2 separate regions of the Mus musculus genome follow, and region 2 is linked to region 1. Evidence: chromatin loops called from intact Hi-C (ENCODE). Cell type or tissue: heart. All regions are shown on one strand. Each heading gives the region's core, and the rest is flanking DNA. Links, peaks and the distances in the headings are about the cores only.

Region 1 (15,766 bases), core at 3,885-8,884:
AGCTACTCCAGAATGCAGGTGCCCTAACGCCTCTCACCACACCTGGCAACACATTTCCAAGTCACCCGTCCTATAGATTTTTCTGCCCTCTTCCAGCCTGTGCCAGCCTCTGACCCTCCTGGAGTTAGTGAGCTGTGTCCCTTGCTTTTTCAGGATGGCGAGGTGATTGGGATTAACACCTTGAAGGTGACGGCGGGCATCTCCTTCGCAATTCCATCCGATAAGATAAAAAAGTTCTTGACAGAGTCCCACGATCGACAGGCCAAAGGTAACTAGAGCAGGGCATTCCGGAGACCTTGGCAGGTTTACACCAGAGGCATAGCTGCCCTTAAGGAATTGGGAGAAGGGAAGATGACAGTTGTGAAGATCAGGCCTTTCAAGCTGAGAATAAATGTTTCCAGGGTGGCGGTGGTGGCGGCGGTGGTGGTTGTGGTGGTGGTGGTTGAACAAAGGGATTCTCATTCCGGACACCCATAGAACACACACAGGGTCATGCCACAGGTTTTGAGTATTTTTTAAAGTGAGAGACATTCCTCACTGTAGATCTGGAACCCAGGCCAGGACTGAACTACAGTTTTTGGGTGCCTTCCCCCCTTCCCCCCTCCCTCCCCGTGGCTCATGCTATAAGGTGGAGCTTTAGAGCTCTGGCTCCTGTCTCCCCACACTCCGGAGGACTGTGCTGACTTACTTTTTTTTTTCCCCCTCTTTCTTGGTCCCTTTGTTGTCACACCAGGGAAAGCTGTCACCAAGAAGAAGTATATTGGGATCCGAATGATGTCGCTCACATCTAGGTGGGTAAACAGGACACATAACTTTGTAAAGACAAATGACCTGTATGTATGTACACTTGGGCTTCACAAGGCTTTGTGGGCATTCTTGAAGAGAAACTATTTCTTTCCTTCAGTCATCACACTGGGGAAGGGGAGGTGTGTGGCCTTGGGCCTCTTTGTGTTGGCAGGTCTGATTCCACCCCTCCCAAGACTCCGCCCTCCTCCCTGAAGGCAGGCCTGAGCATCAGAAGGCTCACTAGCAGGCACACTTTTGTGCCTGCCTCTCTCCACTTATTCTGTTGAAACTCACATTCCAGGAATGCCTCACTGCCCGCCCCAGTGCCCGCCCCAGCCTGGAGCACCGGACTCCCCTGCACACTGGTGTGAGGGTGTGGCTGCAAGAAAGCAGGGGTGGGTCCTGCCTTAGGGTACTGATGACTGATGGACTTGTTTTCCTGAGTGCAGAAGTTGCTGCTTGGGATTGCCAGGCTCATGACATACGGAAGAGGTTCGGGGTGGATGGGGGTGGGGGTGAGGGTACCTTCATGAAGTACAGGAAACAGAATTGACTAGCAAGTCTGAATATCTGAGTCATTCGAGAGGAGGATGTGTTGATAGCGCTGTTTTATTCAATTGTCAAAATATTAAGACATTCCACACAGGTTATGAACAATGGTGCTTTTCTTAGTGTTGCCAAGGATGGGATGGCATGCTGAGATGGAAGTCACACCTCTTGTCTTTGGAAGCTAGGCTATGGAGTCACCTTCCTGGGTCGTTCCCTTAAGCTCTTGTACATCTCAGCTTACTGGGTGCTCAGCACCGTCCCCTTCAGGATGAGGTTAGCAGTGTAGGTGTGCCCACTGTATAGCCATGTACAGCTCAGCTGTGGTGGTGACAACCAACCACAGCAGCAGTCCTGTGCTGTTGCTTAAAGTAGTTCCTTACTATTATTTGGAGTCCTGTTGATGCTGGTAGGCAGGCCATTTTAAAGCAGAGTCAGGGGCTAGGGAGCTGGTTCAGTGGGAAAAGTGCTTACTGTGCTAGTATGAGGATCTAAGTTCAAATCCCCAGGACCCGTGTAAAGCCAGGCAAAGAAGTAGGCGTCTATATTCCTAGTGCTTTCTCTGTGGAGACGGGAGGTAAACAGGAGATTCCCTGTCACAGGCCAGCTAGCCTAGTGTATGCAGCAGCAAACGAGACCCTGTCTCAAACAAGGTGCAAGGCAGGGACTGGAGGTGGTCCTCAGACCTCCATATAAATGTTGTGCTGTGCCAAAGCCTCTAGATGTGTCATGGTCAAGTAGGATCAGAAGACTTCAAGCTGAGTGCTGGCCTGAGAAGATTGTGGGAAGCTAATATTAACACAAGCACGTTTTCTCCCAAGCAGCAAAGCCAAAGAGCTGAAGGACCGTCACCGAGACTTCCCGGATGTGCTCTCTGGGGCATATATCATTGAAGTCATTCCTGACACCCCGGCAGAAGCGTGAGTGTGGAGTTCTCCCTCTTTTTCCTGATAACTGCGTGGTTTGTGGGTCAGGGGGCAGTGTCCTCTTTGTGCTGGCTCAGATGACCATGTGGGCCCTCACTTCCTATCAGCCAGGGCTCCTGACTGCCTTGGGCTCAGGGCTTGTCCACAGAAATATGCTTCTTCCCTTGGGTCGTCTCAGGGGTCATCCATATAGGAGGAGCACTCACTAATGGGCTCGCTGGGAATCCTTAGGAAGCCTGGCTGTAGAGAGAGCTTGATAGCGCAGATTGTCCCTTCACAGAGCCTTCTGTAGCTGTATTTGTGACTAGTGAAGTCGGAGATGCCAACACCTATAGGGAAACTGACCCCAATGACATCAAAACAGTAGAAGCAGCTGAGTTGGAACTTCGGCTTGTTTCCTGGACCCCCTGACATCTAGAGAGAAATAATGTGCTAAAGACCTGCACGTGACGCCCTACGGTCAGACCCGGCCTGATGCCTCTTTGTGAGCTGAGAAAAAAATCAGTTCTTGCATTATTTTTATGGTTGGGGAAAAACATCCAAATGACACTATTTTGTGATACTGTAAATTCTCTGAAGTGCAAATACGCACACATGTTTTATTAGACCACAGCTGTGTCCCCTGACAAGATGACATCTTGTCTGGAGCAATTTTTATGCTGCTGCAGCAGAATTGAATAGCTAAGACACGGAGACCAAATACTCTGCGAAGCTTAAGCTGTTTCCCATCTGGCCCTTTGTGGAAAAAGTCTGTAGACTTGTATTAGAACAAGTCGGACCTTGGTAGCATAGTGATCCTGTCACGTACGAACTAAGGTTCCAGCCACAGCACAGAGGAGTCATCTCTGAATAGAGGCATCCAACATTCCTGGAGGAATCGCTTTCTAAATTACAGTTCCATTCATGAGGAAATTGGCTGTGGTCATAGGATCTGGTGTTTCCTTGTCCCCTCTGAGGACAGTTGATCATAGTTCACACAGATTTCATAGGCATTTCTACAAGGGACATTATTGATTTGGTCTTAAAAAATAATCTCGACAGGAAATGCCATCTTCTCTGCTTGAAGTCATTTCCGTCCGAGGTCTTACCACCATTTCCTATAGCCCCCATTTGTTCTGGACCTTTGGGTTCTAAGCTGTGCCTTTCTCCATGACTGCGAGGAATGGAAAGGGTTAACAGTGTGTTTCCCTTTGCGTTTCAGCGGAGGGCTCAAGGAAAATGACGTCATCATCAGCATCAACGGACAGTCTGTGGTCACTGCCAATGACGTCAGCGATGTCATCAAAAAGGAGAACACCCTGAACATGGTTGTCCGCAGGGGCAATGAAGACATTGTGATTACCGTGATTCCTGAAGAAATCGACCCCTAGGCAGAGGCAGGAGCCAGACTTCATGTTTCCCTCAAAGACTCCAGGGGATGGCGCATGAGAACTGAGCTGGTGACGCAGGACACCCGGGACCTTTGTCCAACATTTTGCTTGTTCAGGGAACACCCCTGCCGACAGAATCCTTCTTGATAGTTTGCGGGCAAAACAAATGTAATGTTGCAGGTGCACAGGCAGAAGTCCTGCCTTCTGTATGCTATGTATGCAGCGTGCTTTTCCTTACAAGCTTGGGCTGTTCCTGCTTACACAGTCAACATTTGTCCCTTCCCTTAGCCTAAGTTGTCTGACTAATGCAGTTGACGGATGCGTAGGCAAGAGGAAGGTCCTCGCAGCCATGGTCTTGGGCGTGTTTACACTTTTCCTCCGAGTCGGCACTCAGAGGAATTTGATGCCCCGAGACCACAGGTGGGTGACCCTGGCTTCTGAGATGGCCAAAAATGCCTCTTAGGAATCCTGGAACCCGGAGTACAGTGACTTTGAGTTTCAGCTATTAAAATACTTCTTCATACGTAGATTTTGGCGTGCTTCTTTTATCAGCTGGCTGTCGTCATTTTGAAATGGCTTAAAGTTGGTGAACTCCTTATTCAGCTACATTGTTCTCAGCCCTATGACTTACTTCAAAATCCCGCTCTGGGCTTTGCCTGTGTTATACAACCCTGTTTGGCCACCCTGGGTCACTGAATGGACAGTTCTGCTTTTCTCTGGAGCTCATCAAAGTAAGGAGAGTGTGCGTAGATCTCATACATCATGCAATCCGTCAACAGTGATTTCCTGGACCTCTGCTCTGTGCCAAAAGGCCTTGCATCTGTCCTGCTGTGGGCCAAGCATGGGGGACAGCCAGAGCAGGAGTGATGCAAGCTATCTGCTCTCTGGGCTCCTAGTAGTCAATCAGATCTCCTGAAAGACAGCCAGTTTAGACTAGGACACAGGAATGGCCTGATCTAAATCCACATAATGCACAGGGTTGAGGCAAACTCACTTATCCTGGGTCTAAAATAAGAGCAAGCCCTCCATCCTTCAGAGTTTGGACCTAGCTCCTTCAGCCTGCCTTCCCACAAGTGTAGTCTGCACAGCTTCGGGTTTCTTTCTCTCTGGGAAAACTTTACAAGACCCCAGACAGCTACACTCAAGCAAATCATTGTGTGACCTTAACTTGAGCTACACCTATCTAGATGTAGGACCCCATGAGAAGTATGGTGATGTGTGTGGGAGGTGATGTCAAAGATTGGATAAGCAACATCAACAACATGGTCCTGGCACTGGAAAGAGGAGTTTAATTTCTCTACCTGGAGAGGCCGTGGAAGGCCAGATAGCAGGGTCTTTGCTGACGTTAGCCAAAGTATTGAGTATCAAGAAAGGACATGGCATACTGTTCTTGGTAGCTGTAAGAAAGCATGCAGATGCTTGAAGTGTGAATGCCCTCTTCATAGAGGACAGAGGGGTGGGGTGGGGTGGGGCTGCAGGCACTTTTAAAGGGGTAGTAAACGACTTAGAAAAACTAACTGGCTCAAAGGAACTTTCATTGAGAAGAAACCTTGGGGAGAGAAACAAGTTCAAAGGTCCTAAGAGATGGGGGGAAGTTGCGGGTAAAGGAAGGTCACCCAGACCTGAGTTATGGTGTTTGCAGTTTACTTTGAGACATCTTTTCTGAGCCCACGCAGGACTTGGTCCGTCAGCCTTTCTCAAGGCAGAGACAGGCCTTGTGCCGGCAGACAAATCTGTCTCAATGGATGAGCTTGTCTGTAGAACAGCTCTTGGTCCAAAAGGAGTAGTTTACTCTGTACCAAATATGGGTGACCATAGCCTGGGAGCTTGGATTTGGGTTGCCCCAAATGGCATGTTCCATTATGGGCATGCTTATCTGAGCTCTTAATGGTCACAGAACAAAAGAGGCCATAAATCGATGCTGTTGCAATTACATGGGTGAGGATATTGGGTAGATGGCTCACAGCAAAGTGGCCCTCTGATGTTGGCCTCGGATACTATTGATGGTACTTTTTGTTTGTTTGTTTTGTTTCTCAAGACAGGTTTTCTCCGTGTACCTCTGGCTGTCCCGGAACTCAATCTGTAGACCATACTGGCCTTGAACTCACAGACATCCACTTGCCTCTGCCGCCCGAGTTCTGGGATTAAAGGCTTGTGCTACCTCTACCTAACTTGATGACATTTTAAAAGTTTGTACCTGGTAGGCTAAAGAATTTTAGGTCAGATACAGAAGTGGGTGATTAATGGTTATTAGTGGGACTGAAGACAGTCCAAGGTAATTTTAGCAGTCAGTCACACCCACGGTCAAGAGCAGAGGAATGCATGAAAGCTAGTGCTCAGTTCACTTTCTCCACACATACAATCCAGGAACCAAGCCCAGGGAATGGTGCCACCCACTGTGGGCTGGATCCTTCTCTGTCAACTAACACCATCAGGGTCATTCCACACAGAGATGCCCACAGGCTAGTTGACAATTTCTTATTTAGACATTTTCCCCTGGTGATTCCAGACTGTGTCAAGTTGATAATGATAGTAACATGGACCACTACTGGGGGTCTGACTAGGGAGTGGATGGTGTAGGAGGCGCAGTGCATGTGTGCTAATCTGTCATTTCGTCTCAGTGTGTGCAGAGTGAACACTGACATATGCCAAGTAGGCATTTATTGTGAGGGGAATGAAGGCCCAAAGAGTTGGAGAGAGGCAGGGTCAGATTTAACCCCACACCCACCCCTGCCTCCTCACTACCTCTGTAATTATTACCTAGTTCCATAAGACCAGGTTATTAATGGCCAATTAAGGCTTAAATACTGCCAATTTGTGAATGACCACGTGACTTGAGAGTTCTAACACCAGGTTGCCTCCTCTTTATGTTGGCCTTTCACAAGCATTGTGTGTGCACAACAGCTTTCCCACATCCCTGGAAGAGTTGCACGTGTTACCCTATGGTAAACATGGATCTGGCTTCTCCTAGGTGTCTCATTTAGCCTTACAGCTAGCTCCAGGTGGATACACCGCATTCCCCAACTTCCAGCCTAGCAGAAGCATGAAAGGCACTCAAATGTCAAGTGAGAGACATGCCAGTGCTTAGAATCAAATCATGTCTGTCTGTTGCAGTCACACATTGGAGGGGCAGCCTTTCTACGCTATCCAGCCTGGCCTTCGGAGAGCTAAGCTGGGAAGTGTGCTCACTGCATCCAGTGTCTGGGGCCCAGATGGGCTGGACTCACGGACCCTCTGGTGCTCCCATCAAGATGTAGGTGGCACAGAGCCAGGGGAGGGGCCTTCCTGAACCACTCAGTCGCTTTATTTAGAACTTTGCAAAGCTGTTGCCTCAGTGTGGGGCCCCAGCCAAGAGCCATCGAAGATCAAATGCAGAAAATGCTAACATGTGTGTTTTCATTTAGTATAACTTAAAAAGGGCTTGGCTTCCTATTTACCAGGTCAGGTAAGCTGGGTGTGCATGCTAAGGAATTTACCAGTCGCCCTGTCTCCTCTTCCTCATCTACCATCACTGTCATCTCCGCCAGTCATGGAGACATTGTGCTGGAGGTAGTACAGCCTCCTGATATCAAGAGACAGGTAGCATTAAAATTTGACAAATGAGGGACATTGAGGCTCCAAGTGGTTCAGTAACCAGTCTGAAATCCCTCACAGAGAGGAAAGGTAGCTGACATATTGGAAGCCACGATGCCAAGTTCTAGAACCTTCTCCCTTAACCCTATGATCCCCTCTTTCTGACTCCCAGTGACATTGATAACTGAAGTCCTACTTTCTACAATGGCATCTGAGTAGCATTAAAGAAAAGCTGGCCTGACCCAGGCTTAGGGTGTGTGTGTGACTTGAGTTCATGAGACTGATAAATCCTCGTGTCTCACAGGCCCTGATGGCTGTGCAAGAACTATTCATGTTGTGGGAAGTCAGAGGGAGCAGGTGGGTACACGGAGGGAGTGGGCAAGAGTAACCTTTTCTTGGGCAACCTCTCAGGCTCTATGAGCTTGCAGTAGTCTGTCTATCTTGCAATATCTACTACAATCTCTTTCAACAACTCACTGGACCAGGATGTGATGTCCGAAGGCAACCCCAGGTCAAAGCTCAGACCCCGAAAGCTTAGACCCCTGACTGATGCAGAGTTCAGGGAAGGTGTTCTGGGGTTGTCGGGAAGAGGAAACCAAGAAAGACTGTGTGCACAGTTCCATCTTCCCCCATGGTTCCCACAACCCATTCTCCTCATTCCCCAACTACATCCTGCCCTGCTAACCCTTGCTTTTCTCTCAATCAGTCGCTTTTGGGTCTAAGAACAGAAACTGAGAAAGATGATGTTGTAGTTAGTTTCAAATGTTTCCAATCTTTTGAGAAGGGACTCTCAATGGAAAGGTTGCCCAATCAGATTGGCTTGTGGGCGTGTCTGTGGGGGATTGTCTTATTGATTGATGTGGGCAAATAGCCCTGACTTTTCTAACCAGGCCAGCTAAGCCTGAGCCTGGGAATGAGCCAGCAGGCAGTGCTCCTCCATGGTTTCTGCTTCAAGTTCCTGTCTAAGTCCCTGCCCTGACTTCTCTCAGTGAAGGACTGCAGCCCGGGAGTGTGAGCTACACAATCTCCTTCCTCACTGGGTTGCTTTTGTTCACAGTGTTTTATGACAAAAGAAAGTGGATCAAAGTGAACAGAGGTTTCAAGACAGTAGTCTCTGATTCAGGGAGTGGGGTTGGGAGTTGGGGGAGGTTGGCCAGGTTATTTCCCACTTTCAGGAAAGGCATGATGGAACTACTGTGCTACATAGATGGAGTCAACATTTCCACTGATTTCCCGTGACACTGCAGCCAATGTATTGATGTTTTTTGAGAGAAGAAGAACAGAAGTTCAGAGAATCGCCTTCCCATGCCCAAGGATCTATAGCTACAAAGGCCAGAGGGTAGAAGCTAGCTTGTATAACCCTCAAGCCCTAAAAGCTGGCTTCCAGTACAGTGGCCAAGTTTGCATCAGGTACTCAAGGCATGGAAGTTCTAGCTGGCGTAATAGTCAGGAGGTGTATAGCCCCATCCCTATTGATATTTTGAAGGCAGGAGGGAGTAAGTAAATATCCACCAAACATAGTTTTCTCATTAGCAAAAATATTTAAAAGTGTTTTAGAAATTATTTTTATTTTATGTGTATAGGTGCTTTGTTTACATGTATGTCTGCACCATGTGCATACAGTGACTGTGGAGGCCAGAAAAGTGTGTCAGAACCTCCGGAACTAGAGTTGTTGTCAGCTGTAATGGTGCTGGGAACTGAAGCTGGCCCTCTGCAAGAGTCAAGTGTTCTCAAAGGCTAAGCCTTCTTCTAGCCCTTAAGATAGTACTTTAAGCAAGAACCCATAAAGAATAAGAATCCTTCCTTCCTTTTCTTATCTATCTATCTATCTATCTATCTATCTATCTATCTATCTATCTATCTATCTATCTATCTATCAATCAATCTATCTGAGACAAGGTTTCTCTGTGTAGCCCTGGCTGTCCTACAACTCAGTTTGGAGATCAGGCTGGCTTTGAACTCACAGAGACTCACCTGCTTCTGCTCCTGAGTGCTGAGATTAAAGGTGTGAGCCACCACCACCCAGTTTACATTTTTTGTTCCTTTGAGGTGCACACCTGTAATCCCAGTACCAGGGAAGCGAAGACAGGGAGATCATGGGTTCAAAGGTCAGCCTTGATGTAGGCAAATTTGAGGCCAGCCTAAAATCAATTTGGAGTAGAAAACTCATACTTTATGCATATTTACCCCAATTGGAAGCAACAAAGATGTCCTTCAATAGCTAATTAATAACCAAACTGTAGTGTAGCCATCCCGTGGAATCATGTTCAGTGATTGTGCTGTCAAGCCACGAAAAGACAGAGAAAGATTAAATGCACACTGCTGAGAGAAGTACACTTGATTAGAGAAGCCATGGTCTCTCTGTGTGTGAGTGAGTGAGAGAGAGAGAACATTAGAAGTGACCCTTACAGGACACTGTGAACTTAAGGTGACAGTGAGGGGCTAACTAATGTAGCTGGTGGTGGCTATTGACAGTGGGAGAGTTGGAGGGCCAGGCATATATGGGTATTTTCTACATTTTATATTCAGCTTAGCTGCAGACCTAAACTGGTTTAAAACATAAAGTTCACTGATTGTAAAACTAAACAATAAAAAGCAGTAATCAATCCCAAGGGAGGGGCGTGTCTGATCCAGTAACTCCACCCTGACCCTCCACCACCGCCTGTATTGGGTCAGACTGCAGATCTAAGGCGTGTCCTGGACAGCGGTGAGCAAGGAGGACTCACTCGTTAGAGGAGGAGGAGAAGACCCCCCCACAGGCTTATACTTGTAAAATGAACGTGAAATAAAAGGGAAAAGTCCCACTGTAAGGGTTGGAAGCATGGCAGATGGCTCCCGCGTGGCTCCCACGTGACTCCCACACGGCTCCCACGTGGCTCCAAGCACCATTCCTACCTGGCCAGCACTTCTGACCACACCCTCCTCCTATGATAGAAACACATGTCCCTATGAAGGAAAACCTGTTCAGGACTAACGAGTCCCTGGGAACTGACACGGTAGATATATCATTGTGCTCTGTGCCTGCTTAGTGCTTAGAGTTCTAGGTGGGCCACCTTCACCATGTGTTTCTGTATGAGGGTCACAGACCCCTTTCCTGAGGTGGTGAGGGGGACTACAGCCTCCTCCACACAGCCACCCGCCCTCTCTTGGGCTGCTTTCCTTGCTGCTTTGCCTCATCTACCCACTCAGATCCATCTGCTTGGGTAGCACATTCGCGTTTCTTCCTCCTGTATCCCACCAAGGCCTTTTAGGGGATGCTCGGGTGGTACATCTGATAGTCTGGTCCCTGCATACACAGGGCCCCTCCTCTTCACTGGCACACTTTATAGCGCTAGTCCTTTTTCATTATGGTGGGTGTGATAGCTAACTTTGTGTTTACCAGGCTGGGCTAAGGGAAGCAGAGGCAGCTGGGAAAATCTTGTTTCTGATTATTTGCGAGGAAGTTTCTGGAAGAGATTAGCTTTTGAATTAGTGGAGTGAATAAAAATGTTTGCCCCTAAAACTATAGGCGAACATCATTTGACTCACCAAGAGTCAATAGGGGAAGTCTCTCCTTCTCCCTCCCCCCTCTCTCCCCCTCTCCCTCCCCCCCTCTCCCTCTTTCCGTCTTCCCCACCCCTCTCTCTCAGCTTTCACATGTAACATGTGACTTCCAGCCTGCATCATCATGAGCCCACCGCTCACAGTCCATGTCTTCCTGTCTACTGAAACACATCCTCTTATTTCTGTTTCTCTGTAGACCCTTAACTTTTTTTTTTAATAATGTTTGTCTAATTGTCTTTTTCTTTTCTTTTCTTTTTCTTTTTTTTTTAAGATTTATTTATTTATTATATGTAAGTACACTGTAGCTGTCTTCAGACATTCCAGAGATGGAGTCAGATCTCATTACAGATGGTTGTGAGCCACCATGTGGTTGCTGGGATTTGAACTCTGGACCTTCGGAAGAACAGTCGGGTGCTCTTACCCACTGAGCCATCTTACCAGCCCTTTTTTTTTTTTTTTTTTATTTCTCCAAGAACTGGGCAACCATTCTCTTCCCCCCTTAGGTATTTATTTCATTTACATTTCCAATGCTATCCCAAAATCCTCCACACAGTCCCCCACCCACTTCCCCATCCACCCACTCCCACTTCTTGGCCCTGGCGCTCCCCTGTACTGAGGCATATAAAGTTTGCACAACCAATGGGCCTCTCTTTCCACTGATGGCCGACCAGGCCATCTTCTGATACATACGCAGCTAGAGACACGAGCTCCAGGGGGTACTGGTTAGTTCATATTGTTGTTTCACCTATAGGGTTGCAGATCCCTTTAGCTCCTTGGTTACTTTCTCTAGCTCCTCCATTGGAGGCCCTGTGATCCATCCAATAGCTGACTGTGAGCATCCACTTCTGTGTTTGCTAGGCCCCGGCATAGTCTCACAAGAGACAGCTATATCTGGGTCCTTTCAGCAAAATCTTGCTAGTGTATGCAATGGTGTCCGCGTTTGGAAGCTGATTATGGGATGGATCCCTAGATATGGCAGTCCCTAGATGGTCCATCCTTTCGTCTCAGCTCCAAACTTTGTCTCTGTAACTCCTTCCATGGGTGTTTTGTTCCTAATTCTAAGAAGGGGCAAAGTGTCCACACTTTGGTCTTCGTTCTTCTTGAGTTTCATGTGTTTAGCAAATTGTATCTTATATCTTGGGTATTCTAAGTTTCTGGGCTAATATCCACTTATCAGTGAGTACATATTGTGTGAGTGGAATTGCCGTTGAATCACTTTATCTAGGGTAAACATTAGAATCAAATTGTTGGTTTTCACTATATCTAGGGTAGACATCAGAACAAAATAGTTGTCTTTTAGAAGATCTTTGACCTTGAAAAAAAACATTGCAGAAAACAGTGGTTGTTTTCTGTTATCTATAGAGCTGTTTTTTGAAGGAGCTTAAAGCCTTTGTATAACTCTGGTCACAAATGGCCCCAGCACACCTGACTTGTCTTGCATTATTGAGCGCTGCAAACAGTGCACAGTACGGACTAACGCTGCAGTGGAGTGATGTTTTCCTTCGGGAAACTATAGATTGGATTGGGGGCTTTGAGATGAGAAACATGTTTTACCCCCAAACAACTTTTGTGTAATAATCAATAAATAGGCTTCTGGGTTGCTGTTTGAGGCTCAGTTCATCGAGACTGTTCCTCCCTGTTGCCTCAGAGTCCAAATTACCGTCTGGAGTGAACATCTTTCTCCGAAACATCGATGTTATTCAGTGAAGGAGGCATATGGCATCTGAGTCTAGGGCACTTAAAGTATTTCTTAGTTTTCTGGGAGAGAGGAAAAACAAACAAAAAAAGATAAAAATTATGCAGTGACGATGTGTGTCCACTAGGTGGTGAGCTGACTTCAGAAGAGCCAGGAAGGCGTCACCTGTGAAAGGATAAAAACCTGGAGCTAGGAAGAGAGAGGGTGAGCCTGTGAATCATGTAGCAAGAGTGGGCACTGTATCCTGCAGCCCCACTGTGGAGGGCGGCATAGTCAGACTTCAGGCAGGGGCACAGAGCCCACTTCCCATCATCCTCTGCTTTAGCCATGCTAACCTTCTGCACGCGGCAACCCCAGTCACTTGCTTGGCTATTCCTACCTTCTCTTGCTAAAGTATAAGCCCCACGAGAGTAAGGACCTCAAGAGTGACTTCTTTAGCCTCAGCAACACAGAGCAGGATGGTGTTTTAGATACGAAGTGTTTCCCCAAAATGACAGGGTTTCTTATGGGTTTGGTCGCCAGCTAGTGAATCTAATCATCGAGAAGTCACTAGATCCTGAAGTCTCTAACCTAGTAGATGGAATAATCCATAGATGGAGACATAATATTGGGAGTTAGTGGCGGCTCAGAAGATAGGCCATAGTTGGAGGAGATGGGTCATTGGGGACAACTTTGAAGGGCCTATCTTGTCCCTGGCATTTTCTGTGTCTGCTTTTGGCTGTCACGAGGTAAGCCTACTCCTGTACCACCCACACCCAGAGCTGTGATGTTTGACCTTGCTTCAGGCTTAGAGTTACCATCCCCCAAAGACTACGGACCAGAATCTCTGAAACACTGAGCTAAAGCAACCTTTCCTCTTCTTAGCATGTTTATGTGAAGTGTTTTGTCACCAGAGTGAAAAATTTGACCAGGACACGCACACATAGGGAATGAAAGAAATGTTCATGAGAAGCCAGGTGGCAGTGGCACACGCCTTTCCCCAGGACTCAGGAGGCAGTGGCAGGTGGATCTCTGTGAGTCTGAGGCCAGCTTGGTCTACAGAGCAAGTTCAAGGACAGCCAGGGCTACACAGAGAAACCCTTTCTTGGAAAAAAAAAAGAAAAAAGAAAAAGAAAAAAAGTAAAGAAAAAAAGAGAAGTCCATGAAAAATGGCCGGGATCTAGCTCACACTAAAGGAAGCACCTGCTGCCCATGGCTTTAGGCAACTTAAAATATCGACACACTTTGGGACCTAAGGGGCCAGGGGAACATTGCTTAGGACATGAGAACCTTCTGAGGTCCCCTTTCAAGAGTGTATCACATCCCTCTGCATTTCTCTTTTCAAAGATATGAGACTTCCCTAAAGTTTCTCCTATATGGAAGATTAGGGAGTTCTGTCTCTGGTGACAGTGAGTAATGATCGGGTCTGAACCTTTATTCAGGGTGAACTGTCTGGGGATCCCCTCCAACATGAATTCCTGATCTACCCTTATCTAGCCTAGGCTGTGTCTATAGATAGACAAGCAAATAGGCATGAGAACTCTACCAGGTGAAGGGCTTGATGTCAGAGTTATTAAGAGTCACACTCTGAGCCCTGACCGTTCCAATAATCCAGGTGCAGCCACTTATTCTAATAAGTCAATTAAATAACTAATAGTAAGAAGTAAGAAAAGGAAACTTATTCAATGTGACCACAAGGGGAAGAGGTGCAAAGCGGTCCAGCAGGGTCTTCTTCTTCCTCAGGTCCTAATTTGAAGGTGGGGTTTAAATGGAAGTGGAGAGATATGTGTAATTAAGCTACCTTGGTCACAGTGAGGCTCTTCCCGCCCTCGAGTCATCATTGTTTCAGCTCCAGACTCTCCTGCAAAGTGGGATGGCAAGCTCTGACACAACGGGAGGGAAGTAGCAAGCATTATTACTTTGTGGGCTCTTCTTTTTTCCACTGCTAAAACTAGATAGAAGAGAAAGAAGGATAGAGAAGAAAGGGAAAAGATCCCTGAATAAAGTCAGGGGTCAGAAAGATGGGGTGACATTACCATTAGACTATTGCTGATTAGGGCCATCACGTTCCTTGGGGTGGTTTGATCTTCTCTATCAGGATTTCTTCTTGTTGTTATTTCTGCTTTGTGCATGACCACTAACAAACCATAGTCAACAACAACTAACAACAACTAACAATGACCAACAACAACCAACAATGACCAACAACCAACAACCCACCCTGCCTCTCAGGCCCTAGCATTTATATACCCTTTAACAAGTCCTCACGATTCCAAACATCACACAATTGTAGAAACTGTCTGCAGCTGGCAAAATCACACCCTTGCTAGAGCATGAAGCAAATCATAGTCAGCTTCTGTGGACAGACATCTGAAGCAGCCTTGTATCTTAGACCTGGGATTAAAATGAAAACACATTCTTATATCTCTGTGTTTTTAAAAAGAACTCAAAATTCCACAGTTGTCACTACAAGGATCTGGCGGTGGGGCAGTAGAGTGGGGGAGAGAATACTGGGAGAGATAAGTGGAATTGAGAGGCATTTGGAGGGCGATGTAAAAACTTTGTGCAGTGGAAACTCCCTGGAATCTCTGAGAATGACCCTAGTGAAGTCCTCTGGTAATGGGGGATACAGAGTCCAAACTGGCCATCTTCTAAAACCAGACAAGGTTAGTTCTGGGACTGGGCTACCAACCCAGTAGCAGAACCTTTGACCTATAAGCTGTCCTGTCTGCAAGATGTGCTAGGGTAAAAACTTGTGGCAGTGCCCAACCAATGACTGGTCCAACTTGAAGCCCATATCAGGAGAAGGAGCCCACACCTGACACTGCCAGGATGGTCAGGACCCAGAGGCTAGATAGCCCAGAGACTCAGAATAGAACCAAACATGACTGGGAATAAGTCAATAAAATGATTCCTAATGATATTCTGCTGTAATCACGGATTGGTGCCTGCCCAACTGCCACCAGAGAGGCTTCCTCAGAAGCTGATGGCAGAGCCAGACACTAGGCAGACCCAGGGGACTAACCCCACAGAAGAGTGGGAGGAAGGATTGAAGGAGCCAGAAGGGTCAAGGACACCAGGAGGAAACAGCTCACAGAACCAACTAAGCAGGGCATGTAGTGGCTCACATAGACTGAAACGACAAACACGGACCCTGTATGGGTCTGAGCTGGGTCCTCTACATATACTTTATGGTTGTATAGCTTGTTCCTGTGGGACTTTCAACAGCGGGGGTGGAGGAAGGGACTGGGAAGAGTGGAGGGAGGGGAAACTTGGATCAGGATGTAATGCATGAGAGGAAAAAAGGAGAAGTAGTATATTTGTTGCCATAAGATGACAATGAATGC
Region 2 (15,766 bases), core at 4,433-9,432, 64 kb before region 1:
TGCAGGGATGGGAGTGGGGCACCAAAGGACTGCCTCTGGATAGGAGACAGATGTGGCATATAGGAAAATGGTGCTTTATAAAGGTACAAGGGGAAACCCCATGTTAGGATGAGGCATTTAATTTTAATTGGGCATGTTAATTAGGTGAGCCAAAGGAGGCTTTTGATTGCTGGACTTCAATGCTTTGATAGCTCATCCTTGGTAGTCGGTCTCAGGAGGAAGAAGTGGCCACATAAGGGAATAGATCTTGGGGGTATAGCTTTAGGAATGTAGTAACAGGTTTCTAGCAAGGCAGGGGGAATGGGAAAGAGGATCAAGGCTTCCCAGAGCCATGTCTGCCATGCTTGGGCTGGCTAGAGAGTCCCTTCAGTTCCTCCTGTTTCTCATTCTTTCTTCTCAGTCTTCCACTTACCTGTTTATATTTTGAAGGTGGGAGATTTTTCCAGTGGGTCACATGTGGTGGGTGATAGAAGGTAAGGCACCAGGAGTAAAGGGGGAACAGCCTGTTTGTTGGCCCAAGCAACTAGAAGTACAGAGGAGCTATGACTGAGGTAGGGGCTCTGCAGGTAGACATGTACAATCTCAGGGCTGAACATGTTATGTTTCAGATACTTGTTAGATATCTAAGGGGAGAAATGGCTAGCAGCCAATCGGATAAGCAAATTTGGAATTGAGAAAGGTCAGCTTGACAGAAGGCAAGAGGAACGAGAAGTTGAGAAAATGCCTCCCTCAGATTATTTGTAAGCAAGACAACTGATTAGTGATTACTGTTGGTAGGTGGCACTGTGGGTGGTACACCCTTGGGTAGGTGGGTTCTATAAGAAAGCAGGCTGAACAAACTATGGGGAGCCAGGAAGCAGCGGTCCTCCATGGCCTGTACTTCAGTCTCCATCTCCAGGTTCATGCCTTGGCCTCTCTCAGTGGGCTGGGAGTTGGGGTATGGAAGCCAAATAGACCCTTTCCTCTCCAAGTTGATTATAGTCATGGTCCTAGATTTAGACGCATGGAGACAGAAGTAAGTGCATTACATGAGTGCCTGGTGCCTAGGGAGAGGAGAAGATGGTGTCTGGTCCCCTGGAACTGAAGTTAACAGTTGTCTGTGTGCTGCCATGTGGCTTCTCTTTACTGCTGAGCTGTAGTTCAGCTCCATGACGTAGTATATATATATTTCAATATTTAAACCAGGAATGGTGGTGCTCACCTTTATTTCCAGTGCTGGGGGCCAGAGACAGGCAGATCTAGAATCTCAGTGGATTCTAGGCCAGGCAATCTACCCAGGCTGATCAGAGCTACAGAGTGAGACTCTGTTTCAAAAACCAAACAACACACACACACACACACACACACACACACACTCACTCACATCACATTGTCGATCCCCTGCATACACCTCTGATAGCTTTCCATCACTCTGTTTCATGGTCCATGCAGACCAACATGACTTCACTGCAGCTCCCAGTTCTGTTGTTTTGCTTTGTGCCATTGTCCTGATGAGGGTGACAGGCCCCCAGGAAGAGGAGCCAGAATTCATATGCTGAACATTGGGTTCTATTCGGATTTTGGAAGCAGTTCCAAGCCAGCTTTCATGGAGCCCTAATTGTTTGGGGATTTTTTTTCCTGACCTAATACAGCTTGGCTCATGATTGATTCTTGTCCTTAAGCTTAAAACTAGGACAGGCCTTAATGAGCAGGGCACAGTGTCTATGGCTATGCTCAGTCAGTTTCTTTCCAGCAGAACAATATTCTTGATTAAATCCACTCAGCATTCAAGGGCTTCTCCTGGGCAGGAAATTTCCGTGGGTCCCAGGGAATAAGGAGTAAGAGAGACAGACATAAAAGTCACAGGGTAGACCAAGATAGATATTGAAAGATTATGCTAGGCTATATTACAGGAATGGGCCTTGGAGAGTTGTAGCAGAGGTTTTCTATTAGTTACTTTAAGAGATGGCTTATCAGCTCAGGACCCCCATGGCCAAATTCTCAGCACAAAGTACATTTGCCCCAGAGGGACAAAAGGTGGTGAATAAGAGACAAAGACAGGAGATGGAGGGTGTGGGAGAAGGGAAAGAGGACAAGGAAGAGGGTTATTTGTCCTGGGGTTTGGGGACAGCATCAAAGGACTATTTCTAGATAAAGAGGAGACAGACATAGTCCATAGTCCATAGTCCAGACATAGTCTATAAAGGTTCAGGGGGCAGCCCCATGTTAGGATGGGCATTTAATTTTAATTTGACATGTTAATTAGGTGGGCCAAAGGGAGCTTTTGATTACTGGACTGGACTTAGTTTGATAGCTGGCGCTTGAGGAAGAAGTGGCCAAATAAGGGGATAGGCCAGCTTTAGGAATGCAATCTAATAGTTCTTAGCAAGGCAGAGGGAATGGGGGAGAAAGGGCACACGGCCTGCCAGAGCCATGCTCACCACACTCGAGCTGGCCAGTCTTCAGCTACTTCTCTGTTGCTGTGCTAAGACACTATGACCAGGGCAGATGATAAAAGGAGGCGTTTATTTGGGTTAGTAGTTCTGTCGGGACAGTCCCTCATGACAGGAAGACATGACAGTGATAGGAAAGCATAATGTTGGGAGCAGGACGCTAAAGACACATCTTGGACTACAAGCAAGAAGTGGGAGGACTGAGAATGGGAGTGGCTTGAAACCTGAACCCCCATGCCCAAACTTCCTCTGGCAAGGTTAGCTCCTGTCACCTCTGCTGTGCAACATTTTCCTCCAAGGTTGAAACATCCCATCCTGCAAAAACAGTTCCTTAAACAGGAAAGTAAGCAACTCAAAAGAGCTTCAGGAAGTCCCTGAAACCGACTAGTTGTCCTTTCTGACAAAGTAAGCAATAAAAACTACAAAGACAAGCTGCAAAAAAAGACTCTTGACACTAGATTAGACAGCTGCCCCTAAGAAGCAGACACTATCTGAGCTGGGTGGAAGAGGTTTAAACCAACTGAGCCTCTTGGAAAGGACACGTGCAAACCTGTTGAGCTGCCTGCCTGTGTAGTGTGCTCCAGACTCCCAGCTTTCTGAGCTCTCTGACTTATGCTGGGGTGGGCTTTGATGACACAGCTGTGTTTGAAGTAATTTCTGCTCCTGTTAAGTAAACCCTTACCCATATTTCTGTGAGCAACCTCCATAAAACTCACCACGTTGGATTTTGGTGGTGCCCATACTTTGGTTTGTCTTTAGCTCCCTTGCTGGGATGAGTAGAAATGTGCTGAGTCTTCTAGGAAAAGTTTGGTCACATGATACCTCCCCAACTACGTCATCAACTGGAGGCCAGTATTGAAACATCTGAACCTGTGGGAAACACTGCCATTCAACCCCCCACAGTCTCATTGACTGTTAGATGTCCATCGAGAGTCACTGATGCTCCTGTTGTCATGTTCATCCTGGGGCCTAAGCAAATTGAGCAGCCTCTGTCTGAGAAATGTCTAGAAGCCATGGGAGAAGGAAAAGTATTCCAGTCAACTTCAAAACTGCTCAGAAGTGACACATGCCATCAAGTTAATGCTTCATTGGCCGGAGAAAATAAGTCAAGCTAGACATGACCAGGGATTGGCATTTTATTATGTAAAAAATGATAAAATAATCTCAATTATTTATAGCTTAATATAATACAACCCTACAGTGAGTACAATGAAATCTTGAATTATTCTACCCCATTTAGTAAGATTACAAAATTTCAATAGTAAGAAGACTAACTTTTTGCCTTTGTCTGTGTATGATATATATGTGTTGCACTTGTGGGTCAGATGGTATTAATAAGTTACCTTAAAATATTCTGAGTTCTTAAAGTAGGCAAGGTCCTAGGAAAGTCAATGACCCAGGCTGACAGGCAAGGTGGCTGTCCCTAAAGGCAGCCTGCTCCACTATTGGGCATAGATGATTGACAGATGAGGTCATGGGTGTTGAGCAGTGTGCCTAACAGGTGTACAGGACTGTGGTCAAGTTCATTTCCTTGGTCATGAGAAAAGATAAACTGCTTAGAGTGATACATGCCTGCTTCTTCAAGGCCAGCAGGAAAACCTGTGTAAGCTCAAGGTAGTGTGTGTGTGTGTGTCTGTCTGTCTGTCTGTCTCTGTGTCTGTGTGCCTATGCCTGTGTTTTGTGTTTGTTGATGATAGAGTCCAGGGCCTAACAAATGTTCAACCACTGAACTCTATGCTCAGCTTGGCCTTTCTGTTTTAAAGGGCTCTCCTGACCAGAGCAGGCCAGACCTGACTACTCTCCTTTTTGATGGACTCAACATTAAACTCAATAGAAACCTTAATTATGCATGTGAACCCCCCACCCCAACCCCAGCTAACCTAACCACACAAGTGACATCCATTATAACCACAGATCTTGTCCTAAAATGAGGGATAGGGACATGGCCACCAAGGGGGCAGGGACTTGGGAGGCGGCCTTGGGGTTCTGCCCATTGTGGCACTTAGCCTCCTGTGCATGTGCCCATCATGTCTGCTAGTGTCTTCCTGTTGGCACTGGATGCTTTGTGAACCCTTTATCCAACATCCCCCCTCCCCCAGTTTTGCCTGTTTTTAAAAGTTAGTGTATGAATGTTTGCCTGCTTATATGTGTGTGTGCCATGCACATGCCTAGTGCCCATGGAAGCCAGAAGAGGGCATGGTAGCCCCTGGAGCTGGAATTAGAGATGGTTGTGAGCCACCATGTGGATGCTGGAAAGAGAACCTGGATCCTGTGGAAAAGCAGCCAGTGCTCTTAACTGCTGGGTCATCTCTCCAGCCCTGCCCTTTTCCTCTTGAGTTGTATGTTCTGGTTACAGGTGCTCTAAAGCTGTTTGTAGTTCTTTCACTGTGGAAGTTTGTCTTCATTTGTGACGAGCAGAAATTCTTCATTTTTAAAAAAAATTTTCTATTTTTTTTTAATTAGGTCACATAAGGGTCTCTTTTATTTATTTGAGGTTCTAGTTTTGTGCCCTGTTCACACAATCTCCTGTCCCCAGATCTCACTGTTTCTTGTGCAAACCCTTTTTCACCTGGACACTTCCCTGGTTTCATCTTTTCCTAGTAAACCTTTGGTCCACTTAGGATGAGTGTGTGCGTGGAACCAACTCCTCTTTTGCCCACTGAGTAGCAGTTGGTGCAGCATGCTTTCTTCAAGAAACCATGCTATGGGGTTACAGCAAAGCCTTTGGTAATCAGGTGACTATAGACTTGCACTAGCCTGAGCTCTCTTCTATGCTGTTGGTTTATTTATCTGTGTGCCAGCTTACAATGTGAGACCTAGATGCTGCCTTCAAAGAAGCTGCTACGTTGGTCGAGACAGTTTGCAAGGCTGTTTCCTTACGGAAGGTGAGCCTGGAGGATGGAAAGAGAATAAGCCACTTCTCCATGTGAGAAGAGTTGTTCTGAGGACCTAAAGATTGTGTGTTGTGTGTTGTGTGCATATCTCTGTGAGTGTGTGTGTGTGCATGTGCACATGTGTGTGTGGGGGGTGCATGTATGTATGTGTGGGTCTGTCTGTGGTATGTGTGTCTCTGTGTGTGGGTGCATGTGTATGTATGTTGTATATGCAGGTACGTGTGTGTGAGTACGTGTGCACGTGTGTACATGGGTGTGGTGAGTACATGTATGGGTGGGTCTGTCTGTGTGCATGTGTGCACACAAGGAAGCCTGAGGTCAAACTTTGGGTGTTGCTTCTCAGATGACAGCCAACTTTGATTTTTTTTTTTTTTTTTGGAGTTCTTTTTGTTTTGAGATAGAGTCTCTCACTAGTCCAGAACTCCCCAGCTTAAGCCAGACTGTCTGGCCAGTGAGTCCCAGGCCTTCAGCTGTCACTGCCTCCTTAGCACTGGGCTTATATGTGTATTCCTCCATGCCTGGCCTTTTTTTGTATGTGTTCTTTGGGTTTGAACTCAGATCCTCCTGTTCTCACCACAAGCCACATTTTACCAACAGAGCTATCTACCCAGCCCCATACTAACTTAGAATGACTAGATGGGTGGGATTATCCCAGGGAGGGTGAAAGCACATTCATTGGAAAATGCACCCTCTTGCCCTTCTCCTCCCTCCCTCTGGCCAGCGTGTGTGGACTTGGGGGGCAAAACTGGCTTTCTTTACCTTTCCTTCCTGGTGGTCTTATCCACACTCTTTACCAGTGTTAATGGTTAGTGTAGAATATTAAATTCAGAAAACAATATCCCTTGTTCCTCCCACGTAGAAAGAACACTCCTGCCCCCATAAAGCCTTCCAGATTTGTTTTTTTGTCAAACAGTCAGGGCAGCCACACTCGTGCTTCCTGTCCTGCGTCTTGCTTAGTGGATCAGTGAGGCTCTCCCTAGGGGTGCAACACAGTTTAGAACCTCAATCCAGGAAAGTTCAGCCATTAGGGAGGGATTCCTGAGTGACCCACGTATCTGGGCTGGGTCTTCCTGAAGCTTAGGGTGTATGCATTCCCCCTCTTTCTTTCTGAGCTGTTGGTCTTCCTGAAAGGAAGGGGCTGTGACTTCCAGGGTCCTGGTTTCTCAAGCTGATAACTATTCTTTTTCAAGGAATGGAGAGTGAATTTTCTTACTGGTACCCGGTACAGGGACATCCAGACATGGCGGCCAGGCAGGGAAGAACACGAGAACCACAAGACAAAGTGTCAGGCTCTCTGGGAGGATGGAGAGGCTGGGCGGCAGCTGGCCGAGTGGAAAAGTACCTCAGCCATGATTCACTGGGGACAATGTTGCGCTGGTGCCATGCCGTCAGCCATCTGGCATGCAGACAGCTTACGGCTGAGAGTCACATCAGAAATGAAGGCTGAGGAGAGAAACTACAGGAAAGTCAAGATGAAGATGTGTTGAACCTGGTTGAGGCCACGGGCATCTGTTCACATGGCAACTTCAGGCCAGAGCCTGCTGTATGACTAGCTGTGTGGGCGCGATGGACAAGTCCGAGTTCCCTGTTGGGGGAGGACATTGGTAAGTTAACACACCAAGTGTCATTGAGTTTAGACTTCTTTGCCCTGGTTACAGAATCACTGGGTAAGGCTCTGTGGGTAAGAGTGGCTCGTCTGCAAGCTTGAGGACCTGAGTTCAAATCCACAGCATGCATATTAAAAAAAAAAAAAAGCTAGGCGTGGCTGGGTGTTCCTATATCCCTAGCAATATGGAGCAGAGATGGGCCAGCCTCGCCCAAATGAGAGCATCCAGTACATGAGGGAGACTGCTGTCTCAAGGCAACATGTGGATAGCAAGCACTAAAGGAGGACGCTTGCCTCCCTGCTCTGGCCCCCACATGCACATGCACATGTACCAGCATGGGCTTGTGTGCTCCCCATACACGTGTGCATATCAAACACGCGCACACATACATACAGACTAGGTGACTGGCTGCAATATATGTGCATATGTTACCCACATGGTGACAGTATATAGGATGGCCTGTCTGTGGCTCTCGGCACTGCTGTGTAGAGTTGGTGAGTCTTCAGATCAGAGGCACAGGGTGCTCAGTCTCCACCGAGGCTGTTTCAAGAAGCTTCGCTGACTTGTAATTGAAACGCCCTGCAGTTTGCCTGTACAGTTGGTGTGTCCAGTAGACTCAGGCAGGTCTAACCATCACTGGGACTCTTTTGCTTTGTAGTTTTATTCTTGGGTTTTCAAGGCAGAGTCTCCTATACCCTTGGCTGACTCTAAACTTGACATAGAGTAGAGGATGACCTTGCATTCCCTTTTTTTTTTAAATTGGATATTTTCTTTATTTGCATTTCAAACATTATCCCCTTTCTTGGTCCCCCTGAAACACCCTATCCCATCCCTCCTCCCCCTGCTTCTATGAGAGTGTTCCTCCACCTACTCACCTACTCCTGCTTTCCTGCCCTCAAATTCCCCTATACTGGAGCATTGAGTCTTCACAGGACCAAGGGCCTCTCTTCCCATTGATGTCCGACAAGGCCATCCTCTGCTACATATGTGGCTGGAGCCATGGGTGCCTCCACGTGTACTCCTTGGTTGGTGGTTTAGTCCCTGGGAGCTTTGCGGGGTCTGGTTGATTAATATTGTTGTTCTTCCTGTGGGGTTGCAAACCCCTTCGGCTCCTTCAGTTCTTTCTCTAACTCCTCCATTGGGAACCCCGTGCTCTTTCCAATGATTGGCTGTGAGCATCTGCATCTATATTTGTCAGGCTCTGGCAGAGCCTCTCAGGAGACAACTATATCAGGCAGCATGCAATTCTTGGCATCCATAATAATGTCTGCTTTTGGTGACTATATATGGGATGGATCCCCAGGTGGGACAGTCTCTGGATGGCCTTTCCTTCAGTCTCTGCTCCATACTTTGTCTCCATATTTGCTCCTGTGAGTATTTTATTCCCCCTTCTAAGAAAGACCAAAGCATCCACACTTTGTCTTCCTTCTTCTTGAGCTTCATGTGGTCTGTGAAGTATATCTTGGGTATCCTGAGCTTTTGGGCTAATATCCACTTATCAGTGAGTGCATATCATGTGTGTTCTTTTGTGATTGGGTTACCTCACTAAGGATGATGTTTTCTAGTTCCATCTATTTGCCTAAGAATTTCATGAAATCATTGTTTTTAATAGCTGAGTAGTACTCCATTGTGTAAATGTACCACATTTTCTGTATCCATTCTTCTGTTGAGGGACATCTGGGTTCTTTCCAGCTTCTGGCTATTATAAATAAGGCTGCTATGAACATTGTGGAGCATGTGTCCTTATTATATGTTGGAGCATCTTCTAGGTATATGCCCAGGAGTGGTACTGCTGGGTCCTCCGGTAGTATTATGTCCAACTTTCTGAGGAACTGCCAGACTGATTTCCAGAGTGGTTGTACAAGCCTGCAATCCCACCAGCAGTGGAGGAGTGTTCCTCTTTCTCCACATTCTCTCCAGCATCTGCTGTTACCTGAGTTTTTGATCTTAGCCATTTTGACTGGTATGAGGTAGAATCTCAGGGTTGTTTTGAATTGCCTTTCCCTGATGACTAAGGATGTTGAACATTTCTTTAGGTGCTTCTTGGCCATTCAATATTCCTCAGTTGAGAATTCTTTATTTAGCTGCTCTTTACCCCATTTTTAATAGGGTTATTTGATTCTCTGAAGTCTAACTTCTTGAGTTCTTTGTTTATATTGGATATTAGCCCTCTATCAGATGTAGGATTGGTAATGATCTTTTCCCAATCTGCCTTTTTTTTTTTTTTTTTTTTTTTTTTTTTTTTGAGACAGGGTTTCTCTGTATAGCCCTGGCTGTCCTGGATCTCACTTTGTAGACCAGGCTGGCCTCGAACTCAGAAATCCGCCTGCCTCTGCCTCCCGAGTGCTGGGATCAAAGGCGTGCGCCACCATGCCCGGCTTTGCCTTTTGTCTTATTGACAGTGTCCTTTGCCTTACAGAAGCTTTGCAATTTTATGAGGTCTCATTTGTTGACCCTTGATCTTACAGCACAAACCATTGGTGTTCTGTTCAGGAATTTTTTTCCGCTGTGCCCATGTGTTCAAGGATCTCCCCCACTTTCTCTTCTATGAGTTTTAGTGTCTCTGGTTTTATGTGGAGGTCCTTGATCCACTTGGACTTGAGCTTTGTACAAGGAGATAAGAATGGATCGGTTTGCATTCTTCTACATGCTGACCACCAGTTGAACCAGCACCAATTGTTGAAAATGCTGTCTATTTTCCACTGGATGGTTTTGGCTCCTTTGTCAAAGATCAAGTAACCATAGGTGTGTGGGTTCATTTCTGGGTCTTCAATTCTATGCCATTATCTTCCTGCCTGTCTCTGTACCAATACCATACAGTTTTTTATCACTATTTCTCTGTATGTAATACAGAGAAGGTCAGGGATGGTGATTCCCCAAGTTCTTTTATTATTGAGATGGAGAAACCAAGATATTCCATGACAAAACCAAAATTACACAATATCTTTCCACAAATCCAGCCCTGCAAAGGATAATAGATGGAAAACACCAACACAAGGAGGGAAACTACACCCTAGAAAAAGGAAGAAAGTAATCTTTCAACAAACCCAAAAGAAGATAGCCACATGAACATAATTCCACCTCTAAAAACAAAAATAGCAGGAAGCAACAATCACTATTCCTTAATATCTCTTCACATCAATGGACTCAATTCCCCAATAAAAAGACATAAACTAACAGACTGGATACATAAACAGGACCCAGCATTTTGCTGCACACAGGAAATGCACCTCAGTGACAAAGACAGACACTACCTCAGAGTAAAAGGCTGGAAAACAATTTTCCAAGAAAATGGTCCCAAGAAACAAGGAGAAGTAACCATTCTAATATTCAACAAAATAGAATTTCAACAAAAGTTATCAAAAAAGATAAGGAAGGACACTTCATACTTATCAAAGGAAAAATCTACCAAAATGAACTCTCAATTCTGAACATCTATGCTCCAAATGCAAGGGCACCCACATTCATAAAAGAAACTTTACTAAAGCTCAACGCACACATTGCACCTCATACAATAATTGTGGGAGACTTCAACACCCCACTCTCAGCAATGGACAGATCATGGAAACAGAAACTAAACAGAGACACAGTGAAACTAATAGAAGTTATGAATCAAATGGATTTAATAGATATCTATAGAACATTTTATCCTTAAACAAGAATATACCTTCTCAGCACCTCATGGTACCTTCTCCAAAATTGACCATAAATAGGTCACAAAACAGGCCTCAACAGATACAAGAAGATTGAAATAACCCCATGCATCCTATCAGATCACCATGGACTAAGGCTGGTCTTCAATAGCAACAAAAACAACAGAAAGCACACATACATATGGAAGCTGAACAACACTCTACTCAATGATAATTTGGCCAAGGAAGAAATAAAGAAATAAATTAAAGACTTTTTAGATTTAATGAAAATGAAGACACATCATACCAAAACATATGGGACACAATGAAAGCAGTGTTAAGAGGAAAACTCATAACTCTTGAGTGCTTCCAAAAAGAAATTGGAGAGAGCACACACTAGCAGCTTGACAGCACAGCTGAAAGCTCTAGAACAAAAAGAAGCAAAAACACCCAAGAGTAGAAGGCAGGAAATAGTCAAACTCAGGGGTGAAATCAAACAGAAACAAAAAGAACTATTCAAAGAATCAACCAAACGAGGAGCTGGTTCTTTGAGAAAATCAATGAGATAGATAAACCCTTAACCAGACTAACCAGAGGGCACAGAAATAGTATCCAAATTAATAAAATCAGAAATGAAGGAGGGGGCTGGTGAGATGGTTTAGGGGGTAAGAGCACTGACTGCTCTTCCGAAGGTCCTAAGTCCAAATCCCAGCAACCGCATGGTGGCTCACAACCACCCGTAATGAGATCTTGATGCCCTCTTCTGGTACGTCTGAAGTCAGTTACAGTGTTCCTATGTACAGTAATAAATCTTAAAAAAAAAAAAAGAAAAAAGAAATGAAAAGGGGGACTTAACAACAGAGGCTGCATGCTTGATACTCTTGTGTATCTCCCAATACCGAGATTATGGCCTGCTATGCCCAGTAATCATTGTAATTTAATAACCTTCCTGCCTGCCTCTGGTTTTTCTTTCTCTTTCTCCCTTTTCTTTCTTTTTCTCTTTTCTTTCTTTCTCTTTCTCTCTCTTTTCTTTCTTTCTCTCTCTTTTCTTTCTTTCTCTCTCTTTTCTTTCTTTCTCTCCTTTCTTTCTTTCTTTCTTTCTTTCTCTCCTTTCTTTCTTTCTTTCTTTCTTTCTTTCTTTTTTCTTTCTCTCCTTTCTTTCTTTCTTTCTTTCTTTCTTTCTTTCTTTCTTTCTTTCTTTCTCTCTTTTCTTTCTTTCCCTCCTTCTTTCTTTGCTTCTTTCTTTGTTTCTTTGCTTCTTTCTTTGTTTCTTTCTTTCTTTGTTTCTTCCTCTCTCTCTCTCTCTCTCTCTCTCTCTCTCTCTCTCTCTCCCTCTCTCTCTCTCTCTCGCTTCCTTTCACTATTGATTCAGGCTAAGCTAGCTTAGCAGAAAGACAGTGCCCTTGTCCCTGCCTCATGCTCTTCTTCTTTGCCACACAGCACTCTTCCCTCCTGGGATCAAGTAGGCAGTGAGAAAGTGAGAGCCCCGATCAAGGACTCTGTTGGAGACCTGGGATTTGGGGGGCGGTGTTCCTGGATGTGTACCCCCCCTTTCTACCCTGGGAGGGGCTATGCTCATCACTGAGCAGGAGGACAGTACTGTGACAGGCAGGGAGCAACTGAGACTTTCGTAGCCTTACCCAGCTGCTAAGGTCTGCACCTCACCTTCTCTGGCAGTAGTGACTTTGTACACTTGGGATCTGGCAAAGCCACGTAAGGAAGGATTTCTTTTGGCTCCTGGTTTGGGAAGATGTACTCCATGATGGTTGTAGTGGCTATTCCTGGTTGACTATACCTGGGATGAACTACAGTCCAGAACTGGAAGGCTCACCTGTGGTCCTAATCTGGAGGCTGGGAGATACAAGTTTCTGACCTGGATCTTGGCATGGAGATCTTGAGGCATAGTGGCTATGAATTCCAGAAGATTAAGCCAGGGAGATCTCTGAGTTCAAGGACATCTGGAGTTAAAGGCATGGTGCCACATACCTTTAATTTGGGCCACACCTTCTGCTAGAGACCTACATAAGGACATTGGAAGAAGGAAGATTTATGCGCTCTCTCTCTTCTTCACCTGCTTGCCTTGTGGGACTGAGCAACTGCTAGCTCCTTGGACTTCCATTCACAGCTGCTGCTGACCATTTTTGGGGAGTTGGACAACAGACTGTAAGTCATTAACAAATCCCCTTACTATATAGAGACTACCCATAAGTTCTGTGACTCTAGAGAACCCTGACTAATACAATGGTGGAAGAGGCAGAGCTCGTGGCTCTGTGGTAGTGAGAATGTGTGGCTGGGGTCCTCACCTCCTGAATAGGGACTGTTTTGGAAAAGTTGTGTAAGCTTCACTGGAGGAAGTGGGCCACTGAGAGTCGTGTCTTTGTCAGCATGTTGTCTCTCCATGGTGAATTCTAACCCTCTGGAAGTAAAAGCCAAAATAGATTCTTTATCCCTTTAAGGGGCTTTGATTTCCTCATAGCAACAAAAGTGAAACCAAGACAGGACTAACTGACCCCTATCATCTGCACTTGACCGATAGCCGTTGCCCTGGCAAATCCGTAGCTGCTGTGGGTTACCAGCTATCTGCATGAGAGTCATCTATCAACCTCTGGGAGAGATATAGGGTAAGGTATTTGGGAAGTCATTGTTCTTTGGGTGTGGCCACTGATGGTTTGCTCATGCCCCCCGTGGACAACCCCACACTCATGTACGTGGGCAGTACTAACTGGGACTCAGTGGGTTATTTAAAGGAGAGCCCAGAGTTGGTGGCACATGCCTTTTGTCCCAGCACTCAGGAGGCAGAAACAGGTGAGTCTCTGAGTTTGAGGCCAGCCTGGTCTACAGAGTGAGTTCTGGGACATTGAGGACTACACGGAGAGACCCTGTCTTAAAAAAATCAAAACAAAACAAAAAACAAAATAATGAAAATACAAGAGAAGAGATAAAGATGGAAGGGGGAATGTGTTGTGGAGGACCCAGGGAGATGACAGGTTAAGGGTATGATCAAGATACATTGTATACTTGTATGAAATTGTCAATAAATAAAAACACTACTTAAAATTTCTTTTAATGAGTTGGAGAGATGGTGCAGTGGTTAAGAACTCTGACTGTTCTTCCACAGGTCTCGAGTTCGAATTCAATTCCTAGCAACCACATGGTAGCTCACAACCATCTGTAGTGGGATCTAGCGCCCCCTTCTGGTGCATCTGAAGAGAGCAACAGTGTACTCACATATGTATAAATCTTAAAAAATAATTATTTTTAAAAACTTAGGTTGGGGGTCTCCAAGCAGGGCCATTAGCTATATGGCTTAAATTTTCTTTATCTGAATAATTCTCTCTGAAGGCACTATGTTCCCCAAACCTGACCTTGGCTCATGCTTTGGTTGCCTGCTGCCCCTGAATAACAATACTGACAACCGGTCATCGTTCTACTTCGGCATCAGCCTGTGGTTCTGCGTGAACTCATGTTCACCTGAGCCTCATCTCCTGGTGAGGAACTCACTCCATCACCTGCCAGGCACGTTTAACTTTTCTAAAGCTCGTGTGTGGGAAGCAACCTGTCAGTGCAGTCACGGGGACTGTTAATCCTGTGGAAGTGGTTTACTTTGAGAAACCATTTGAATTAAGAGATCTTCAGATGAACTCAGATGCATCAGTTTGAAGGGCAGTGGAGCAGCAACCAGCTCGGGGGTCAGTTGGTGTTGAGGGGGTCCAGGCTTCTGTCATGAATAGCCGTCGATGTTTATGATTTGCTAGTAAAAATGGCAGCATATCTCAGGGGCATTAAAAGCCCCCCCCCCCAAATATCCTAAACAGTTTTGCCTTTGTGTTAATTCTGAGGAAGGGGTTTTTGCACAAAGAGCCACCCTGAAATGAAATGTTACAAGGCCATTGGACTCTCCTTAGCCCACTGGGTTCCTTCTACTAGCCTAAACTTCATTCTAATTCAAAGCACTCAACAGAGTGACATATAGAATAACATATTTTTATTTTAAAATCATGTTATTGAATCCATTGTTTTTTTTTCAATCTCCTATATATTGTGCAGCAAAGCGAGTCTATAAAAACACACCTTCACAGCTGGCTGGAATGTGTCCTCGAATCTGTATGACGTCCCCGTTCTTTAGGAGGGCACTGAGAGCCCTAACCCAGGAGGCCCCTCCCCTTAACTGCTAATTCTGCCCTCAGTTGTACCCACCTCTCAGTTTGGAATCTCCACACCTAGTGGGATCCATAACACTGGCCCCAGTGCATCCTTCTATCTGGACAAACCCTCCCTGTCCTTGGAGATATGGCCCAATCTCTTTTTCTTTTAAAGTTTGAAAATATCTTAGTAGATATAATATTTGTACATATTTATGGGGTCTAGGAGGATCATTCCATATGTGCACATATATGTGCACATGATGCGTCATGATAAAGCTCATTGTGAACAGACTTTTTGCTGCTTCAAATGCTTGTCACTTCTAAATGTTGGGAACTTTTGGATTTTTCTAGTTTTTTTTTTTTTTTTTTTTTTTTTTGCTTCTCACTTTTAGCCAGGTGGTGGCACATGCGTTTAATCCCAGCACTCAGGATGCAGAGGAAGATGGATCTCTGAGTTTGAGGCCAGCCTGATCCATGGAGTGAGTTCCAGGACAGCCAGGGCTACACATGCAAATCTGCCTCAAAAAAAAAACAAAATAAGGTTCCCACTCTTTAAAATGTTTTTAAAAAATTTCATTTTATTTGTATGTTTTTTTTCCCCTGCATATGTGTATGTGTTTCATGTGTATGCAGTGCCCACAGAGATCAGAAAGAGGCATCGGCTTCCTTAGAGCTGGAGTTACAGATGGTTTTGAGCCAATCGTGTGGTGCTGGGAACTGAACTCTGGTCCTCTGAGAGAATAGCCAGTGCTCTAACCACTGTACCATCTCCTCAGCTCTCTTCTTATCTTCAACTATATTGTTCATTGCATTAGTCATTTATTGTTGTGACATATTTGACACACACACACACACACGCACACGCACACGCACACATACACCCCTGCCCCACGTCTTTCTCCTGATGCACAGTAGCCTTAGCTGCTGACTGCCACTCTGAAGTCTTCTTTTGCTGAATAAGGCTTTGGCAGCTATGGTGTCTCACCATTCTTTATTCATCACTAGATCAACTCTTCAGAACTAAAGCTTAAATGTGAGAAACTGGGGTTGAGGAAG

The links. Hi-C counts contacts between places; a loop is a spot of excess contacts. Peaks named below come from ENCODE experiments on the same cell type or tissue, not always from the same donor. Only the 100,000 strongest peaks of a DNase experiment are listed, where the experiment ranks them.
Region 2: it touches region 1 in a loop (2.2-fold over the local background); 10 of 42 quality-filtered maps call a loop at or near these places.

Annotation. Positions count from the first base shown.
Region 1 is chr7:130,981,504-130,997,269 of GRCm38, forward strand. Htra1 (HtrA serine peptidase 1) reads left to right here. Exons shown (of 9, transcript NM_019564.3): 6 at 154-268; 7 at 734-791; 8 at 2,157-2,252; 9 at 3,460-4,155. The coding sequence ends at 3,628. Among named protein-coding and RNA genes, the nearest start is that of Dmbt1, 43 kb to the right of the region's middle. In heart, for the core only: no CTCF peak of the experiment used is centred there; a DNase peak (open chromatin) is centred at 6,938; H3K27ac peaks cover 300 bases.
Region 2 is chr7:130,916,856-130,932,621 of GRCm38, forward strand. No RefSeq gene overlaps it. Among named protein-coding and RNA genes, the nearest start is that of Htra1, 11 kb to the right of the region's middle. In heart, for the core only: no CTCF peak of the experiment used is centred there; DNase peaks (open chromatin) are centred at 6,326 and 6,736.